Regions from separate parts of the Mus musculus genome. Here region 1 is linked to region 2. The links are chromatin loops, found by intact Hi-C in ENCODE. Cell type or tissue: gastrocnemius. All regions are shown on one strand.

The links. Hi-C counts contacts between places; a loop is a spot of excess contacts. Peaks named below come from ENCODE experiments on the same cell type or tissue, not always from the same donor. Only the 100,000 strongest peaks of a DNase experiment are listed, where the experiment ranks them.
Region 1: a loop joins it to region 2, with 9 times the contacts of the local background. A loop is called at or near these places in 2 of 42 quality-filtered maps.

The regions. Positions count from the first base shown.
Region 1 is chr3:84,925,744-84,928,243 of GRCm38, forward strand. All of the region lies in intron 4 of Fbxw7 (F-box and WD-40 domain protein 7), which reads left to right. Among named protein-coding and RNA genes, the nearest start is that of Gm40080, 49 kb to the left of the region's middle. In gastrocnemius, no CTCF peak of the experiment used is centred here; no DNase peak of the experiment used is centred here; H3K4me3 peaks cover 2,321 bases; H3K27ac peaks cover 2,342 bases.
Region 2 is chr3:85,171,342-85,173,841 of GRCm38, forward strand. No RefSeq gene overlaps it. Among named protein-coding and RNA genes, the nearest start is that of Gm31096, 51 kb to the left of the region's middle. In gastrocnemius, no CTCF peak of the experiment used is centred here; DNase peaks (open chromatin) are centred at 1,365 and 1,505; H3K4me3 peaks cover 1,319 bases; H3K27ac peaks cover 1,579 bases.

The DNA.
Region 1 (2,500 bases), 250 kb before region 2:
TGAAGATATTTAGCATTAGCATTATTGCCCAGGGTCTGCCTTTTTGTCGAAGACGGGTAAGTCTGTAACATTTAAAGCACGACTGTTTATTAAGTGCTGTTTCTCTTCCTGTAAAGCACTGCTTCCGATCGCCTGTGTGTTGTCTGTGAGGAGAGCTAACGATGCTTTGTGTGGCTAGGGAAAACTTACACAGCAAGAGCCGGGCAGGGGCACCCTCTCTGCCTTTCGTCTCCTCTGTTTTTCATGAGATTAGAATCCTGTAAACTTATTTCAAACTGGTAAATGTGAAAACGGTATGTCTTGAAATATGCTGATAAATGTTAGAAAGTTGTGTAGCTTTTATTTTGCTGGGAGGCCAAACTGCTGTTGGTATGTTCCTTACATGTGGGAACGCAGCATCTAGTGCAAAGAACACTCCAGGCAGGTCTGTAGGCTTCTTGGGCCCGTAAAGCTGGGCTATTTTTACAAACTCTTTCATGAATTAAAACTTCATGGGTTAGAAGAGATGTCAGTTGTTTTCTGAAACAGAAGCGGCACATGGTTGGGTGATATCCCGAATGTCTTGGACTTTGCAGCACTCGTGTTACTGTATAATCAGCATAAGGTCCAAGGGTGTTTTTCAGTATGACGCACTGGGGCTGTAGTATTAGCAATATGTGTTTCTTCTGACCTAGCTGCTGTTGCCATTTTGAATTATTTACTAGAGTCATGTATTTATACATATGAAATATGTTTATGGTCCTGAACACAGTAGGCCCAAACACATAAGTTTGTTTGTGTGTCTATGTCTGTCTGTCTGTTTCTTTGGAAGTAAATGAGAACTTGTTTAATCAATGTTTTCTGTTCTTACATCTCTTATAGTTACTTTAATTTTTTAACTGCAGGGGACAAGGAGAATAATCCACATCACTAGAAAACACTTTTGTCTGTATAGTGGCATTTACTGAGATATAGGAAAGCTTTGTAATTTTTTTCTAATTAGCTTAGTTCCTTTTGAGTGATTTCAACTTCTATCTTAATAAGTGGCAGCCATGTTGGAAAATGAAGTTAAAACAATGTCTTCTAAATTTTGAAACAAGAACCCAAAGTGCTCTCTTGTCCTATTTCTTCTCTTCTTCCTTTTCTATTTGTTCTGTCTTCATGGTTTCCTTGTCTTTCACCTGTCAGTTTGAAAGCTGCTGTGGAGTGAGGTCACTGCTCGCATTTGAGATTTTACAAGAAGCCTCTGACAGCTGTAATGTCATTCGTAAAATAAGCGATTAGTTTACTCCTTCTGTAAAAGAAAATACCAACACAAATAATTTAAAAGACAAAAATTAGCAAACATAAAAACATATTAAACAATTGAAGTATTAATAGCGAAGTTAATAATGTTCTCTTCTCTTGTTCTTATTTTGTAAAGAACATACGGAGTTTTAGCTTGCAGGAGACTTTATGTCACAGGGCGTTTGTTTGGAAACTGCACAGAAGCTGATCCTGAAGGACCCATTGCCGAGGACCTTGAGGGCTTCCTGCAGGTTTTCTCATGTCACTGCTCTGACATTGCTTAGGTTACGGCCGTGCAGCTGCGTGCCAAGATAAAACTATGTATGGGAATAAAAGTTGTACTAGAAAATTAGAAATAAAGAACATGGCTAACGATTTGAAACAGTCTTAATCAGAATGTCCAGGCTTTGTTTTATAAAAACAGTGTTGAGTGTGGCATGACTCATTGCCTCTGACTCCTGGAAACCTCAGAGTTAGGAGACCTTCTCTTTCCACATTTGGTTACTTTAAATGGATTTTCATTATCTTTGTTAGTTTAGATATTTTAAGTGTTTATGAGAGAACTCTTCTGGAGTACCATATAGTTTGCTCTTATTTTATGCCAGATGTCTTGGAGAGCATCATATCCCTTCCAGAGGTGCTGACTCGGCTGCTATTTGTGGGGAGCTATTGTTTTGAACAAAATCGAAAGCATGACCTATGAAAATTGTGGGAAATTCTTTAAAACTATAATTATAGCTATATTTTTTAACTTTCATCTCTCTCTCTCTTTAAAAGAAAATGTGTTTATCTTATCAAAGTATCATAACTATGAGGGTAGTCTAATTTATCAGTTTTTCTAGGCTCTCACCTAATGTGTGTGAAGATTAAAGTTTTTCGTAACAGTAAATAACAAATAATAAACTAGCTGCTAATCAGTCACTATTGAGTACTTTAGCATTAAGGAACCCATCAGCTAGAATATTTGGTAAAAATCAGTTCCTTAGGGGGCCGGAGCCATAGCTCCATTGTTAATAGTGCAGACTGCTCTCATAATAGTGGCCAAAAGTTTGGTCCCCAGGCGTCAGATGGTGCACAGTCTACCTGTAGTTCATGGCCCACTGGCACCCTCTACTGGACTTCATAAGAACCCACATTCACATTCAGAGACTCCCTGTACACACACACACACACACACACACACACACACACACACACACACACCTCTACCTGCAAAAGTAATCTTAAAAAATAA
Region 2 (2,500 bases):
AAACCCTGTCTCAAAAAACAAAAACAAAACAATACAAAACAACAAAAACCACAGTTGATGGACAGGTGACGGGAGTTAATCCAGAGCAGCTGGGATAGAAGAGTGGACAGAATAGTAGAGAGGCCAAGAGAGGCAAGGAACAGGACTTGGTTTCTAATTAAGTCAAACGACAGATCTGAAGAGCTTCCTAGGTGTCTACCTTGGGTGATTGTCCCTCAGCAGGCCACCTTCTGTCATGGTATTCTGACTTGAGTAAGGTGGCTCCCCTTGTCCAGCCAAGTTGCCTTTAACTAACTTGTTCTTCTATCCCTTCCTTGTGCCCTCTGTTCTCGAACTTTCCAAGCTCACCTGCCCTTGTCTTTTCCCAGCCTGCCTTCCCTGCTGCTCCGGTTCAACCTGGCAGTTCACTTATCACCAGAGCAGCCCTGTCATAAATAACCAGGCTTCTCCTGGAACTTGACCTGACAGTTTCTGTCTGCTGGGAAGAGGAATAAAGCAAGCCAATGGATCTGGAGGGGAACATCCCCGGTGAGGAGAGAGCTCCGTCCAGCTGGGTAGGGCTTGAATAAGATGTTTATGATTAAATGAAGAAAATCAAGAGAAATGCATAGTGAGGAAGACGGTTGGACTCTCCGATCGCTTTCTTGACTGCTCAGATTTATTTCATTACGTTGTATCCTATGTAAAATGAATTCTGATGTTTTAGTAAAACACTAATGGGTACCCAGTGATCAGTAGAGGAGGTTCAAATGAAAAATCCGTGAAGTCCAAGAACGTTGGGGATTGAAGACACGACCCAGGAAATACTGATAGAATTACCTTTCCCTGCCCCACCCCCAGAAGCGTTCTTTCCAAGATGACAACGTAATGGAATAAATCTGAGCAGTCAAGAAAGCAATCGGAGAGTCCAACCGTCTTCCTGTGTGTGTGTCACACGCTCCGAAGCTGAGTGCAGTGACAGTTTCACAAGAGTGTCTATATGCCAAACCTCATCTTATGGGGCAACTTACTGCACGCTTTGACTCTATGTAAATAAAAAGAAATAGGAGAAGAAAAAGAGATTGATCCTTTTTCAACGGAAACTTTCAACATAGACTAATTACCTCAAGAGCAATGTTTCTCGGTCACTTTACAGCTAGTTTTGCAGGTTTCAGTTTCCAGGCTAACCCTGTAAAGTCACATCAAGAGGTTCTGTTTACCAGACATTTGGGCATTACAAAGCTTCCAGAGGCACGGGCAGAAAAAAGGTGTGAAATTCATCTTTTCTGTGTGGCTCGGTTCTCCTTGGAGCTATTCCAGCCCCGGTGCCAGCGTTTAACGCAGGGGTGCCTCTCTCCGCCTGCGCTGCGCCACATCTAGCTGCCCTCTCTTCTGCCCTTTCTCCTTCCTCCAGTGCTTGAAGATCTGTGGAATAGATCAGCTGACAGTGGCAATGGGGAGAGAGCCAGCAAGAGTTCAGATGATGGGGAGGAGACGGAGCTCCTCAGCAAAGAGAGAAAGCTGCAGGCAGAGCAAGGCTTCAGCCGAAGGGAATCACAAACCAGATCAAGGAGGGGTGTCCACATGCAGCCTGCAGGGAGAGGGCTGCGTCAGAGGGCAGGCAGGCAGGCAGGTGGAGGCGGAGTTCAGGGACCCCCCCTTTTTCCTTGTCTTTGCCTGCTTTCCACTGGTAGACATTACTTTGGGCATCTGCAGTAGTGGTGCTTTGAATATGGGGGAGCAACCCTGCTCAGTGCTGAACTCAGGGTTCACCTAGAGTAGTCCCTGCCTTTCGGAGGTTTCTGTCCATAGTTAAGGTACCAGTGACCAACAGATCAGAAGTACTAAACGGAAAATTCCAGAAATAAACAATTCATAAGCTTTAAATTGCATACTGTTTGGAGGAACGTGATGAAATATTTTGTTTTTGAGACAGGATCTTCCTTCCTCTGTATTCTAGGATGGCCTCAAACTCATGATCCTCCTGTCTCAGCTGCTGAGCACTGGGATTCTGTGTATGTGCTACCATGCCTACTCAGTCCATGATGAGATTTTATAATTCCCATCCCGGATGTGAGCCACTCATGGGGTCCACATTGCATGCTAGTCACTTGGTCACTCTTTCAGTTATCAAAACAGCTGTTTAGTGTGCTTGTCAATCACATGGTGCCAAACTCTGTTACAGTTATTCTTTTATTCTGAGCTATTGTTGTCTAGCTCTTGCGGGACTCATTTATGAGTTAGGCACCATCACAGGGATAGTATATACGGGGAAGACAGCATATTTGGTTTGGTGTGGTGTTGATAACAGTTTTAGGATCCAGTGGGCGTTGTAGAATGCATACCCCTCAGATAAGGGGAGACTGTGTTCTTTGGGCTAGGAGAAAGACATCAGTTACTGTAATATCTGAAGAGCAGCAGACATTTGTGCCTCAGGGAGACTAGAAATCATAGCCAGCATCACTGAACCTTGCTTCTGTAAAGCTGCAGAGGAAGACAAGAGAGGGAGAACAGGAAGGAA